2 separate regions of the Homo sapiens genome follow, and region 2 is linked to region 1. The links are chromatin loops, found by intact Hi-C in ENCODE. Cell type or tissue: chondrocyte. All regions are shown on one strand. Each heading gives the region's core, and the rest is flanking DNA. Links, peaks and the distances in the headings are about the cores only.

Region 1 (8,346 bases), core at 283-8,282:
GCCTTACCGCAGATAATGTTCTTCAAATATTCTATTCCCTTTTTAATCAGTCTCTCTAAGCAAAACACATATTTCACCCTTCATCCTAACCCTTTAAAAGTTATATTAAGACCATAATAAAAGGATTGGAACTACTAAGCCATCATTTTACTGCTTCCCCCTCAGATTTCTCCTTCGTGCATTTCTTCCTGAAGGAATTGCACAAGGTTTGTCTTGAGAGAATTAGAGCCAGTCATAATGCAATTATTACCAGGTGCATGGACTTTGAAATAAGTGAGATTGGTTTCAAATTGATTGGATAAGGTGAAATGCTTGACCTCTCTCCAATCTTCAGTTTCTTTAGCTGTTAAATGGGACAATATTACCTATTTCTCAGGCACTACATGAAATTATGCACTTAAAGTATAGTTCAGTGAATGGTATAAAGCACTTAAGGAATAGTTGTTATTTTTATTGTTGGAAAATGGATTTATCTGACATGTTCACATTAGATATATTTTGAACAGCCCCAGGCACATATTTACAATTAAATTAGACACTACAACTCTGCAGAGATTAAAAACTAGAGTTAACGTTAGTCAGATTTTCTTAGAGCACAGATATACAAATAACAAGGTAGAAAGAATGCTGGATTATATTTTGGTTCTGGTTGTGTCAATAGTCATTCATTTTTGTATTAATAGTCATTGAGAACTTATTAGGTTATAAATATATATTGGGGAATAAAACAAATACCATGCCTAAATTTATGGAGTTCACATTCTGGTAGGAATGACAGAAAAGAAATAATTAAAGAATCAAGTAATGATATAAATAAAATTATTATGTTTGGTGAAGAAGATGAATACATAACAGATGGTGAAGTATAATGAGGGCCCCATGGTGGGTACGATATTAGGGATGGTGTCTCTGAAGAGCTAACACTTAAGGTAGTCCTGAAGAATGATAATGAGCCACTCGTGCAGGCAAGAGAAGGAAATCTATTCTAGATGGAAGAACAAGCACGTATGAAAGCCCTGGAGTGGGGAGGGGCCTGTCATGTGCCATGAACCGAAAGGAAGCCTGTGTGACTGTAGAGTGGTGAGCAAGGGCAGAATGGCCCACACTGAGTTGAAGTAGCAGTTAGGCGATGAACCACTCAAGGCCTTGTAGGCCATGGGAATTAATTTGGATTTTATCCTAAGAGTGAAGAAAAGTCATGAGTGTTTTAATCAATAGAGAAACATGATACAATTTTATATTTTTAAAAGACCTCTTTGACTTCTACATGTGGCAATGATGTGGAGGAGGCAACAGAAGTACAAAGACCATTTAAAAGACCCTAGAAATGGCCTCTGAGAGACATGCTGGTAGCCAAAACTATGTTGATGATAGTAGAGATGAAGAGAAATAGATGTGTTTGATATTTATATTTAGAAATTATAAACAGCAGTACTCACTGAATGATTGTCCACATAGAGTAACGAAAGAAAAATATTAAGGATGACTCCAAGCGTTCTGGTTTGTAAATCTAGGTTGCTTGTACTGCCATTTACGGAGATATGAAAGACTGAAACAGAAAAAGTGAATAGAGGTATGAGGTAAAGTTACATTTCAGATGCCCATGAGGCATCCAAGCATAGATGTCAAGTATGCAGAAGGAATATCAATCAAGAAATTTCAGGGATACATTAGGTATATATAGAGAGAGATTTCAGAAATTTAGGGTATAGATAACATTTGTGGTTATAAGACTGACTCAGAGCACTTAGAGAAAGAGTACAGGTAGAGAAGAGATGCAAGAACTAAGAACTGTGACACCCAACATTCACAGGTAAAGAAGAGGGGAGGGACAAGCAAAGAGAACTAAATGCAGTCCATCTCCAAAGGCTCCCTAATCTGCCTTTGTTTCTCCTTCCCATTGCCATTACTTCAGTTCTGGCCACCACTAGAGTTCTACTGAATCAAAAAGGTGTGATTTTTCAAGGTGTGAGAAGTATCTTGGAGCTTCATTTTCTCACTTCTTCCTATTTATGTAGTTTACACAGCCTGTGAAACAATCTGAGATAGGAACTAAAAAACAGATTCCAATGTTTTGCATCAGCACAACCACTCTCTAGATTATGCACTTCTGTTACTATGTGAGTTTATTTACAAAGGTCTTGATGACTTTTTTGAAGGAATGATATCTGTTTGGTGAGTCTTTACTCAAGGTATAGCTCCACATGCAGAATAAAAGATTTAACAAACACATTAAGTGTATATGCTCCTTTTGCTGATGACATCTGTGAGGTTTTGACAGATTACAGAGCATTCCCCATTTGGACACATTTGCCAACCTGAGAAAATTACAAATTGCAGCTGACTTTCAAAATAAGTGACAAGGAAAAACTGTGGTAAACTCTTCCATCATTCTTGTTTTATGGCCTCTGCCATTTCTCTAGAAGTTAAAAAAAGAATTATAAGGGTAGGACTGAGTGGTTTTTGTTATTCTTGAGTTTAGGTTTCTCAGGAATTGGAATAGATCAGAGTGACAGGAGATTAACGTGCCAATCCAACCACCAGTGTCTGGATTTCCATTCACTCAAATACCTAAGGATATTAACACATATTTGTTTTACAGGTTGGGAATTATCTCCAGAATTATCCCATCATTTGAGATGTGCCATTAAAAATGAGCCTTTTTTCCTTTTCTTTCAGAGAAAGCAAGAAATATTTTATTCAAGGGGAATTACAACAGTGGGGTTTTGTAGTAGAGGGAAGAGATTGGATTCACATCCCTAGTCTCTTTTCTTAACATTGGGATTTAAAAGTAGGTCTGAAAAAGATGGTCTTTTAACTTCTGCCATACTATTAATTTATGTTGAAAAAATATCTTTTCCATAATACTTTCTTCATGAGGTAAATACATTGCAAAGAATTTTACTGATTTCCAAGATAAATAATTGTTGCTAGCCAAGCCAGTAATGGGATAAATTCCCCCCAATACACACAAACTCAGTTACCTGCCTTTGATTTTGCTCATTACCAGTAAACAAGGTAGGAGGATATATAAACTTGAAAAACTGAGACCCAGTTTCACCATTTGTGAATCTTTAACCAAAATTCACTAAATCTTCTCTGATAGTGTCTATTAATGTTTGAGACAGAATTTTCTAAGCACCTAAAAAATGTCTGGTTGCGGCCGGGCGCGGTGGCTCACGCCTGTAATCCCAGCACTTTGGGAGGCCGAGGCGGGTGGATCATGAGGTCAGGAGATCGAGACCATCCTGGCTAACAAGGTGAAACCCCGTCTCTACTAAAAATACAAAAAATTAGCCGGGCGCGGTGGCAGGCGCCTGTAGTCCCAGCTACTCGGGAGGCTGAGGCAGGAGAATGGCGTGAACCCGGGAAGCGGAGCTTGCAGTGAGCCGAGATTGCGCCACTGCAGTCCGCAGTCTGGCCTGGGCGACAGAGCGAGACTCCGTCTCAAAAAAAAAAAAAAAAAAAAAAAAAAAAAAGTCTGGTTGCAAAATTTTCCGAGTGTCTATCCCTTCTTAAAAACATAAATTAAAATAATTATTTTAAAAATGTGTACATGTTTGTTTATATCTTTTTATCTTAACTACAGATTAAACTTCAGGTAGTGGCCACAATAACAAGAGTCAATAATATTGAGATCTGGTTTTCTTTTTAGAGGAGGCAGAGAAAGAAAAAGAATTTGTATATTCCTGGTGCCTAGCATGGTACAGATGCATTGTCAGTGCTCAATACATGATTGTATAAGGAAATGATACTAGTTGCTTTATTTGGATCTTACTTTTGTTTCGTTTTGAGACAGAGTTTCACTCTTGTTGCCTAGGCTGGGGTGCAATGGCACAATCTTGGCTCACCACAACCTCCGCCTCCCCAGTTCAAGTGATTCTCCTGCCTCAGCCTCCCGAGTAGCTGGGATTACAGGCACGTGCCACTAAGCCTGGCTAATTTTGTATTTTTTTAGTAGAGACAGGGTTTCTCTATGTTGGTCAGGCTGGTCTTGAACTCCCGACCTCAGGTGATCCGCCCGCCTCGGCCTCCCAAAGTGCTGGGATTACAGGCGTGAGCGACCGCGCCCAGCCTTACTTTTGATTTTAACTATAAGCAAATGAAGGGACTTGCTGAGCAAATTATCCTACCTACCTGCACCTCCTCCAACATATCTGTTTTACACAGGTTGTTTTCACATTATGAAATGGATATTTTTAAAAGTATAAATTGATTTCCCAGGTCATATTCATTACTGAAAAAAAAAATTAGGGTTTGAATTATAGTAACAGATGTATTTGGTTCTTGATGCCACCTAATTTAAATTTTACTGAAATTCTGACCCCAAAAATGCTCTATCCCCTGTTCCTACTTTTTATCTCCCTCTGAAAAAAGGAATTGGTCAGAAAGGAAACAGTCCTCTGTTTTCCTATAGGTACTTCATGCTCAGAGCATGGCCACTTCTCTCTGCTGCTGCTGTAGCATTGGTTGTGTTATATAGCTGCTTCAGAGTCAACCACCAACCTCCAACTGCTTAAACAAGATTCACAGTGATTTCTGTGCTGGACAGAAAAGACCTTTCCAGTCAAGAGACAACCTGGCTTCTAAAAGCTCACAAATATTTGGTACCTCTTTCAGGTTTACAGCACCCTCTGTTGGGAAAAGTTTGCCAAATCCAGAAACTGTGCAATAGCCTTAACGTTGCTCAACCAGTCCTGAAATTGTGCCACATGGAAGTTCTACTGCTTTTTAATAGAAATGATTCTCAGACTTTCCAAGACCCATGCCCATAGAGCTCTGGCCTGAATCAAAGTTGACAGTTCGACATCTGCAGCTCCTAAAGAACAGGGCAATTTCCCAGTCCCTGAATGAGCCTGTATGAGAGGCTTTGGAGACACTTGGCCAAAATGGTGGGAAATGTGAGTTGTTGGACAAGTTATAATGACAAAGACAGATTGAATATTTAAATATTATATACATTCCTATTAAATATGAATGGCATATAGTATATCAGGGAAATATTCTCAAAGGTTCAATTTCGGTTTACCATCTTCAACATATGTAAGTTCTCTTAAAAGTGCTAAATCACTTTCTGCCACATTTTGAAGAGCACGTCCATGCCAAGAAAAGGCGTAACTCAGATTGCATTTTAGCCTAATTTCTGAGACACTGGGCTTTTAAAATAGAACCCAGTAGGTATTCATTAATGTGCTACGTCTGCCATCCTTTAAAATAGAAAATGTAGCTCATTTCTTTCACTGTTTACTTGCATCACATTGATGTTTTTGTTAGTTCCACGATACTTAACAGTTTTAGATTAAATCATCTTGATGCGTTCCCATCCTGTATGTGTCATACATGTCCTCTGTTCACAGAGTAAAATGTGTAGTTACTGTGAATTCCATGAAACACAAACTACTATGCAAAATGATTTTTTCCCTAAAACAAAATCTAATTTATATCTCGAGGCTCCATTTTCTGTTGTTGAACACTTCATCTTAGGTGATTCAAGCTTAACTCAATGAATATAAGCTTTTCTCAGTTAAGTTGTGTTTCTTCCTCATACCCTGCATTTTTCCCAGCATATGAAAGCTCCAAGGGTCTAATACCACGGCATTGTTGGGAAGGGGTGTCTATTTCTTCGTCCTTGGCCAATATTCCTGTTAGCATCTGCCGAAATCCATATAATATCCCGCCAAAGGTCCGTGTGAGACACACTGTATCCGCTTAATTCTGTTATCTTTTGGTCTGTCACTCTTTTCTTAGCTACCACGTTCTCCACTAATAACAGATAGAAAATATTTAGATACCCTCCCCTCCCTCTCTTGGGCCTCAGAAAACTACTGGAACTGTATCAGGCCCTCTATCATAGACCCACCACACCACCATTTCCATGGTACTGCTGCTGAACTATGGTGGCACCAGAGACCTTTCAAGGTCTATGACCACCGTGGACTTCACCTGAAGTATAAAGCATGGGTGCTTCTCTCTTTCAGATCCCCAAATCTATTTTCAGTTTCTATTTCCCCCACCCCAACTCAGGGACACAGCTTGTGAAGAGGAATTCTCAGAATCACTTCTGAGAAGTACTAACCAGAGCTTCCTCTCTTGCTTCTTAAATATTCTCTGTTTTCCTCCAGTTCAGAGGATCTCTTATTTCCTCTGGTGTGGGAAAATTTGCTTATACATCATTATGCATTCTTCCAAATCAATTTTTTATGACTTTGGGTTCTGACTCTCAATGCCTAGGCTTCTGAAAGTTTTCTCTCTAAATTGTTTCTTTACCACTAGTTCCAAAATAGACTTTAAATTGATTTTTTCTCTGCATTTCTTCCATAACCTTTATGTCCTGAGGCAGTGAATGTCAAGGTCTAGTTTGAAATGGAGAGAGCTTCGAGGTAAAAGGACATTCAAGAAAATTGGAAAACATATTGGTTAATACTTCTAAATGTTATATTGTAACAATAAAATTTCCAAATAACACTGTTATGAAAGTTTGGGGATATGCCCTGGGATTGCCAACTGGAGCATATAAGAATTAAAACATTTCTTTTCAGCATCAACAACTATTACAATTACACACATTTTCTTAAGCCATTTACCTGTCAACAACATTGTTCTTCTCTGTGCATTGAAAGTGGAAGAGACCCACTCCATAAAGAATGATGCCAAACGTTGTGAAAACCTGCCCTTCTCTACGAGTCAACAGGTTGCTTCTAGTTAATGAATGAGGAGAAAAATAGAACAAGTGTGCTCCACTCTAATCTTAGAAACTCAAACCCTTGAGCAGGGGAAGTCTTTTTCAAGCTGCTAATTTTCTGTTCTGGTTCCAATTTGTTGGTTGAGAGATAGAGGATATAGAAATCTCCTTCAGATATACAACATTTCTTTTAAAACTTAAGATTTACTGCCTTTTTTATTTCTCCTTTTCACCTGAAATCTTTTCTGTTATTTGATGTTGCCTCCACCTGCTATGTGTACTCACATAAACATGCCTTGTCAGGATAGTATACAAGGATGTCACCAGCACCAAAATGAATCTTTCTGGTAACAAGTATCACAACAACCCATCCCCCACTTAATTAAATGTTGCTCCTCTGATGGCCATGTTGTTTCATCATGGTGATGTATCAGCTCCCAAAAGCTTTACTACCTTATTCTGGGACTCTTTGACTAATATCACTGTTGCCCCTTATGCTCATACTAGGTTGGTGCAAAAGTCATTGTAGTTTTTGCCATTCCTTTCAATAGATAAAGAATAGAGACTTTCTAGTAGAAAAAGAAATTCTGTCATTACCTACATCTTAATAGGTACACTATATTGTCTAGTATTAACTCTGTGTCAACCACCCTCATAGTCTCCTATGCAATACAGTGAAGCAGCTGAGAACCACATTTCCCAGAGTATCCTTCCTCATGTTAAAATTTGCCAATGAAAGACATACAGAATATGGGAAACAGAAGAGAAGGAGGGGTCATTACTCTCTGGAAACAACTGCAGTCAGACAAGTGGGCAGACATGACGTTTGAAGGAACTTCTTAAGAATCACCGACATCCCTGTTTTGTATATCATACTTGTATAGTTATAGTTGGTTAGAGTCCTCCAAACATTTCTGGCATTCACAGCAGCTTCAAGGGACATTCTTGAGACCCGCTCACTTCACTGCTGCAGATTGAAATAGTTAGGGAATCTTCTAAATGTTCCTGGGATTTGCTGTGGCTTTGGGATGACCTTAGGAGAACCACCTGCTTCAATGCTGAAGGCTGAATTCACTGGCTGTGGCTTCCTTGACCTTTGCTCCGCCTGTTTTTTCCTTTCAAATGTTGAATAACTTTCAATTCCCCCAACTAAAACTTTCATACTTTCCATATATAGAGTGGCTCTGATTTCTTGATCTAGCCCTAATTAATACATTAAACTTTATCCCTCTCCACTTTGTGAATTTAGTGAAACCCTTAATAAGATTTCTAAATTCCAATCTCTCCCTATTTGGGACAAATAGAAGCATCCTCTAAAGTGTTCACACTGGTTTGAATTAGTCCAAGTAGAGGTTGTAAGTATCTTTCTTTTTCTGTAGTAACTTCATCATTTCACACGGTAAGATGAGATCAAGGTGTTAAAACATTTACATTGAGATGATTGTTGCATCCACAGAACCTCATACTTCCTAAATTTCTGGAACATGTAGCACTAAAGCTCCCATTGTCTTTTTTATGGGTAGATCCTCTTTGAGCCTTGAAGACTAGGTTCAATGGCCTATAAGTTATTCATTTGCTTCTTACTAGTTTTAGCATTTGTGATTGCAAAGAATAATTCATTAGTTGCATAATTACTACCAAAAATAAATTATTCAATATATATA
Region 2 (8,346 bases), core at 67-8,066, 870 kb before region 1:
ATTAGCCAGGCGTGGTGGTGGGCACCTGTAGTCCCAGCTACTTGGGAGGCTGAGGCAGGAGAATGGCATGAACCCGGGAGGTGGAGCTTGCAGTGAGCCGAGATCAGGCCATTGCACTCCAGCCTGGGCAACAGAGCGAGACTCCATCTCAAAAAAAAAAAAAATGTGCTGATTGTGTTAAGCACTTAATATCTATTATATAATTTAATATATCCAAAACTATTTTGAACATGGGCCTTCATAATTCTGGATTTGATCATGGATATGGATGACTCATGACTTTGGGGCTATGATGCCATCCATTACGTTGAAACTAGATTCTCTTAAAAATAGGTTGCACAAATATGCATCCTTAGGTAAATGTTCTGCTTTCTATCTAAATTCAGCTCTTGGATCTAGAAAGTCTCTCTTTGACATCTTACTGATTACAAACTTATCTTCGTACATCAGTCCCAGATTTTTGAGCAATGACTCAATTTCTATACCTGCTATAGCAAAATATGCAGGTAGCCTTACTACCCTCACTGGATGTCTCTTACACTGACCACATTACATATCTATCAAGAATACTTCACTCTACACCAAATGTGGTTTTCATCTTTGTATCTTCCAATTCCAACTGTTTCCAATGCTGTTTTCATCATAGATGACCACCTGACAAATATTCTAACAGCAGAAATATCCTTCAGCAAGCAATACCTTAGAATAAGCTTAGTTCCAATCCATGACAAACCCCCAGAGGACATCTCAGTAGAGGTCTGGACCTGTCTGCTCAAAAACCTTTGATTACAAGCGCTTGGATGCTGTAGTGGATATACCTGGTTTTTCTGTCCAGCACCCTTACCTCATTTGGTGGAACTGCTCCTTGTGCTGTACAATCATGTGATTTTGTTGAGGCAGCTGCTAATCATAGTGCTCTATCTCATTGGTCACAGGGCTTGGGTGCTGACCCAAGCCCATTCAAACATAAAACTCCATTTCTGTAACTACACTAATTACTCTGGGTTGAGTATGTGACCAAGCTTAGCCCATCAGATTCCTTCCTTGAAATTTTCAATTTTGATCTAGAGAAAATTGGCCTTACTTTTGAGGTCATAAATCTAGAATAAGAAAGGGAGCCACAAACAGGCATCATTCCTGCCATATGGAAAAATCTATCTTAGGAGAAGAGAATGGGGCCAACAAATAAAGGAAAGCAAAAGATGGACAGAAATATTCTTGATGGTATCATTTCAGCATCTGGCTCAAATATGCCATATCTACCTTAGACTTCCCAGTTAGATAACCCAATCATTTTGGTTTTTTTCCCAAGTGACTTTAATTTGGGTTGCTGTCATTTGAAAATGTACTTTCCTATAATGGCCATGTTCAAACTGGTCGTCTGGCTCCCTCCGTATCCCAGATATAGTCTGTGCTCCAGCAACCCCTCCTCCTTTTGTGTAAACAGGGCAACACTTCATACCTGGCTCTCTGTGGCCCACCACTGAGCACCAATCTAGCAGTATTATACTCCAACTAGTAATGGAGCAGATGTTTTGGACGTAGCCATCCAGTGAAGGAATTGGTCTTCAACATCAGTAGAAGCAGATAGGATTTACAATGAAACAATGGGGTATCCTAATAGGGGACACATTACAACAACGAGGAAATAGAGAGGTGGACAATGCTCAGAAAGTGGGAGTAATAAATTAAATTGGCGAGAAATGTGTTTTTCAGTTTTTTTTTTTTTTTTCAGTTTTTTGGGGCTGCCTCTAGTTATTCTTGTTATCTCTAGTTAACTATTTACCTATTTACCACTACTAATATCTAGTTACTCTCAGTTATTTAAATAAGAAATAGGATGTTATAATTGATTGGAATGTGTGTTTCTGATCTTCTAAGCTTCAGTTATTCTTGTTGTCTATAATATTTAGCTATTAGTTTGCTTGTTACTAGTTAACTAATCGTGTCATTTCTCTGTTTTTTGTTTTCTATACTTCTCGCTCGCTCTTCTAATAAGAAATGAAAAGTTAGATTTAAGAGGAATACTTTTTAGCTTCTTGGTTTACTCTAGTTATCTCTAATTCATTATTTATCTAATCAACGTTAGTTACATCTAGTTATCCCTAGTTATTCAAGCAAGAGATGAGAAATTAGAGTTGAGATGAAAATATCATCGTGAGTTTCTTGGCTTATTCCAGTTATTCTAATTATCTAGTTAGCTAGTTACTAGTTAAGATGATCCTCTATTTTTTCTAGTTTTCTGTAGTTGTCACTATGATTTTAACATGAAATAAGTTAGATTCGAGAGGATTTTGGTTTTGTTTGTTTTTTGCATCTTGGCTTCTTCTAGTTATCTTTAGTTACCTTTAGTTAACAAGTTAGTTACTACCAGTTACATCTAGTTATCAATAGTTGTCCACCAAGATTCTTTTCTTTTCTTAGGAACAGAGCTGAAATATCTTTCCCAGTCTCCCTTTGTCTAAATGGGGCACTGTGACTGGTTCTCCCCTATAGAATGTGAACAGAAGTGATGTGTCTCTTCTGGGTTGAAGCAGGTAGGAGTGGATATGTTTTCTTTACACTCTCTCTTTCCTCTTCACAATGAACTTGGAGACCATGCATTGAAGATGGTAGCATTATAAGACTGAAGGAGTCTCAGTCTTTAAATGACTAGCTGGATTAGATGCTCCTCTGCTCCTACTGACCACATTGGGCTTTGACTCAAATGAGCAAAAAAATCTTTACTGACTTACGCCACTGAAATTTTGAGATTTGTTGTAGCATTTAGCCTATCCTGACAAAAACACTCTATCTGTCATAGTACTTATCATCCTCTCTTGTATTTTATATGTTTTTGTACTTTGTCTCCTCCATTAGATTGGGACTTCCTTGGGGGACAGGACCAGTATATCTTTAGTCATTGTACCCCTAGTTGTTAGCTCAGTGTTCAGTATACAGTAATTACAATAATAAATCTTATTGAATTAATACTATAAATGGATACAAGTGCACTGACAGGATCCCCCTTACTGTCTCATCAATAAGGACCACTCTTTTATTTAAGATGTCTGAATTCTTTTTCTTTTTTTTTTTTTTTTTTTTTTGAGACGGAGTCTTGCTCTGTCGCCCAGGCTGGAGTCCAGTGGTGCGATCTCGGCTCACTGCAAGCTCCACCTCCCGGGTTCATGCCATTCTCCTGCCTCGGCCTCCCAAGTAGCTGGGACTACGGGCGCCCACCACCATGCCCGGCTAATTTTTTTTTTTGTATTTTTAGTAGAGACGGGGTTTCACCGTGTTAGCCAGGATGGTCTCGATCTCCTGACCTCGTGATCTGCCTTCCTCAGCCTCCCAAAGTGCTGGGATTATAGGCATGAGCCACCGCGCCCGGCCAAGATGCCCTAATTCTTTACTAAGGTGATTCACTCATTCCCTCTCCCTTAAGTTTTGATTGTAGGTAGAGAGAAGAACTCCATAATGATTTTGAAAAAAGTGATAAGGTTCAAAGATCAACTAGTTGCCCACACACAATAGATTAGGACCATTAGTCTACCAGGTTGAGCCACATTTTAAGTTGCTTATAAGCAGCTAACAGAATTTTTCTAAAAAGCTGAATTTCTCTTATGGGGTCCATAGATGTCAGTATAACATAGAACAAATATATTAAAAATGGTTGCATGGGATATCAAGTATGCATAGCAAGGATATTTTGAAATTCATATACATGTGGTCTATGAAATGGCGGTTTGATTAGTCATTCAGGATTAAAATCCATCCAAACAAACACAATTAGCCAAACTAGTATTTGTCAATACACAGCCCAAAGGAAATCTGTTTTTTTCAAGAGAGTTTTTCACTTTAACAGCTTGAGCAATCATATATAAATGAGCCCAGTGTTTTTAAAATGAGTGTTTATCATCCTTAAGCAAATTTAACTAAAATCTCATTGGTCTCTAGCACATGTTTTGAAATGTGACAGGCACTTTCTGAGCTGGTAGAAAGAAGAAACTTGCAGTGTTGGGTGGAAGCATTTTTTTGTCAAGTCTTAGGAAAGGTCACTGAAGAAATCTCTGAGAAACTTCTAGAACATTTTTAGGCTATTTCACTTCCTGAATGGGTTCGTCCAGTTCAAAAGGAAACTGAATTTAAAAGAAAAACCTGGGGGCTATCTCAGGGTCTACTTGATGCTAAGTAACCATTTTGTTTTTGTTTTCATTTTTCAACTATCCTTGTGGCTTTGTTTGATGCAATTTGAGTATGTGCAGTATTACACAGTGCTACAAGGCACTGATCAACTCTGCTATAATTTAATGTACTGGTTTTACTACTCTACACATACTCCTATAAACATCTTCTAAGGAAAGTGCAGAGTGACAGGCAGCACACAAGACATTGCTACTAAAAGACAATGAGATAAGGTTGCAATTTTCCAAATGAAAGTTTTTAGTCATAATTGCATATGTGGCACACTTCTTAACCCGCTTATATAGACTATATTCCAAATTACCTCTTAGAGTTAAAAAGGGACAATTAGGTCCATATTCATACGCTAATAAGCATTGCATTATTTAAATCTGCTTTTCTTTTTAAACTATGAAAATGAGAATTGAGCAGTGGCAGTGGAAACATATAAAGTGGTAATTACCATCTTCAAAGTGCAGCTTTTTCACATAAACACATTTCACCTAGCAGGTTTAGTAGCTATTTTTCAACAATAAAATTTGGTGAGTAAACCTTATTTTTCCCTATAGAAGTAGCCTTTAAAACACAGCATATCAAATTACCTTAAAAATATCTCCAAGGAAAGCAAAGTTTTGCTATAAATGCTGCAAAACTCCCACTTTTTTATGTTTGAAAGACTGCCTTCATGGAATATGATATAACTTCCATTTCATTTTTTTTTCCTTTAAAAAAATTAGTAGGAAGGGGATTAGGAAGTATCCCGGTGTTCTCGCTAATTGGTATTTGTTGCTACACTCCAGAGACATTGGGGAACATGACCATTTTAGATCTTGAAAATTAATCCTAATAGATATCAGAATATCTCAGCTTTGAGACGTGTCTCTCACAGTCTGGGAGACACATCAACAACAGGTTATTGTTCAACATTTGTTAAGTGGGTTGGCTGATGGTTAGTAAAAATCAAGCGATGAGAATAATTACTCCATGACTTGCTTGAGGGGCAGATGTTAATTTACCAAATTTATCAGGAAATAAGCAATCATAAAATCCATGAGAATTAATGCTGTAAATCTGGATGTTTTGTGGTGCCTAGGCCACACTGCACATTGATTAAGTGGCAGATAATGTTGAGCATTAGTTCCTTATTGAACATTACCCATCACATTTGCATCATGCCAGTTTCACTGAGCAACCTGCAAGTGTGCTGCTTCTGCACGTTTTACATACTGAAAACATTAGTTGAAATAAAGATGAGCATGCAACGCACTGCTGTGGGATTTTCTTCTCAATCGGGACTCATAAAAAACAGAATTGAGAGTTCTTCAGATGCCTCCATTCCTTATCTATCTAGCACAAAAGGCAACATATGTATACCAACTTACAGTACAACCTTAGGTAAGTCACTTAACCTTTTTGTGCCCGAATTTCTTCGTCTGTCAAGTGCCTATATTAATGCACATCTGTTCCACAGGGTGGGTGTATCAAATGAGATAACGGCTGTAAAAGGTCATTGTAAACTGTAAAGTGTGATACTAGTGCAATGCGTTAATAACAATAGTGCTCAGTTAAAATGTGTGTGGCTTTTGTTTTTGCTGCTACCTTTTTGCCTTAGAAACTAGACATTTGCTCTCTTGCCCTTTAAAAAAATCAGAAATTCTGAATCAATCTATCTGCCTATTCCATGTTTATGAGCTTGTTCCAAGGCGAATTGCTGTCTACCAAATTGCACAAGCTGCGACCTCCAGCTCAAACCAGAAATAAGCTGGAAGATATGCTCTGCTCTTTGGCATTTGAAGTCTGACAAAAGTTATCTCTATATATATGCAAGACAGGATAACATGGTCAGAGGAGAACTACATGTGCAGATTCTGCTTATTAGTGCCATACAAGCAGTAAAAGCAAACAAAGAAACAATCACATTTTGAACCTAGCAAGTAGTGCATGTGAATGAAAAAGGGCTACTTTTCATCTGTGCTTTTCTCCATGAAATAATTTTAGATATTTATGAATTCTGTAGTGAAACCCAGAGGTAGCATGGAAATTGTTTTAATTAACAGGAGAGTGAACAACAAGCATATAAGGCTTTGTAAGCTGTGAAATCTCAATGAGAAATACATTGTTAGGTCTGCTTGAAAATATTGCTTTGGAAAACCAAGCTCATGGCTATCTAAACTCTGTGATTTCACAAGTACCAGGTGAACCGACTAGTAGTCCTCAGGAATGTGTCTCTCAGTTGACTGCAATCTGGATGTTCACTTTTTGTTGGAGCTTCTTTCCAGGAGCTTAGGAATTTTACACTTCTCATTATTTTTCCTATTAATATATTGCAAGTACCTAGGTGTTATTTAAAATTATAGCAAAACAGACCTCTTGTCATTTACAAGTGAAAGTTAAAAACATTGAGATGATTTCTTGACAGACCAAGAGAAGTGATTCTCTAGGATGTTAAGGGGTTCAAATTCTTTTGTGAGAGGAGGATTTGAAAATGAAAAAGCATATGGGGAAAGAGAGCTTGAGGTTAGTAAGTGCCCCATGTAAGGGGTAAAAGTTGGAACCCAGAGAGGCCTCACCTGCTTCAGCATTTTCCCCTTATAGATACATTCAGGAGACGTTTTATGACTGCAGTGACCTTGGAAAGACAGGATTGCACCATAGACACACACCTGTTACAGGGGCAGCCTTTAGAAGTTTGCTTCTATCAAGCATCTGGCCAGCTTAAAAGAATTTTAATCAGGAAGAGGTTTATGAGGTAACATTGCTTGGACACTCTCCTCTCTGAAGCCCTTTTGATACCAAGCAAAAGGTTGTTCAGTCAATCAGTTGCTTATCAGGCCTATCTTAATTATACCTTGGAAATCAGTATGCAAGTTAAATTGTCGTTAGGCTGTTACTATACTGTTTTAGAAAGTGTGCACTCTGTCTGTTCATTTCTGAAAGATTTTCTTCGTCCTGAGAGTCACAGCTGGAGTAGAACTAAAACCTAACACCGGCAAGGAAACCTCCTGCTGGGTGCAGTTTCCTAGCTTTCAGCATAATTATGCAAATCCATCTTTGACATTAGAGAAAGGCCAGTGACAATGTCAAGCAAATGTTATCCAATTTTCACTTAGCCCCATTTTAGGTATTCACAGAGCTGATGTTCAAGCACTAAAATATGTGAGTCATTTAAATGTCTAAGGGAGTTTCAGTTTGGTTCCTGCTACTGGAGTGGTTCAATTAAAAGGAGAAAATCATCTGCACAAAATCCTCTCCACTTCTGTCTCCTCAACCAGTAATGGGGCTTTCAGTTTACGTGCAAGTCTTGTAACATTCATAGGCAGTTTCCATGACACTCACCACTGTGAACTCTGCTTTTCTGGAATTAGGCTGTGTCTAAGTGTAACACAGACGCACCTGCAGCCAACCTTTTATTCTGATTGTTTTGTTTTGCTTATTTGTTTGTTTTCATATCGCTCTATCCAGCACAGCCACAAAGTTCCAGGAAACCATAACATCATGGGGCTTTTCAAATAGAATAAAAAGGGTACGGAAATCTGTCTTATTGGTTATAGAGGCACAGAAATAGAGTCATGAACATTATAATCTGGAAACAACCATGTTTTCAGCTAGACTGGCCTCCACATTATGCATATGAGTTACCTGAATCCTGTTGCAAATGACTCAAAGTCTCTAAATAAATCAGGACATGGCAAGAAGAAGGATCCAGATTTTCTGACATCCAATCCAGTGTTTGTTCTACTACATTACATTTTCTAGAAGATGTTTCATGACTGGGTGGCAGCCTTCCACAAAGGCAATATGGACATCTTTTTATGCCATGAAATTAGGGGGATTTTCAAAACCTCTTGGTGAGGATCAGAAACCAAAGACTTACCCTTACCAAAGCAAGAATCTTGGATGTTTGCCTAACAACAGTGACCATGAGGAACAAATGACTCAGATGATGATATTTTTTAGAAGACTGACTATTGAAGAAGATTCCCACATTCTGGAGAAGATCAGTTAGCTTTGAGAGACTCTGATGGCTTCACTGATATAGGTTTCTCTGGTTGGTCAGGCTGGACTCCATGAAAGCTGTGGCAGCCCTGGGATCCAGGAAGTCTGGAAAATATGCATAAGAAATGTATTGTGGGTTTTTTGGTCTTATCATAGAGTGACTTGGGATATTACCAGGGTTGATCACTG

Evidence for each region. Peaks named below come from ENCODE experiments on the same cell type or tissue, not always from the same donor. Only the 100,000 strongest peaks of a DNase experiment are listed, where the experiment ranks them.
Region 2: it touches region 1 in a loop (8-fold over the local background); 2 of 110 quality-filtered maps call a loop at or near these places.

Annotation. Positions count from the first base shown.
Region 1 is chrX:113,737,306-113,745,651 of GRCh38, forward strand. No RefSeq gene overlaps it. Among named protein-coding and RNA genes, the nearest start is that of XACT, 120 kb to the left of the region's middle. In chondrocyte, for the core only: CTCF peaks have their summits at 4,634 (motif pointing left) and 4,833; no DNase peak of the experiment used is centred there.
Region 2 is chrX:112,870,678-112,879,023 of GRCh38, forward strand. No RefSeq gene overlaps it. Among named protein-coding and RNA genes, the nearest start is that of AMOT, 34 kb to the left of the region's middle. In chondrocyte, for the core only: CTCF peaks have their summits at 3,612 and 3,821; no DNase peak of the experiment used is centred there.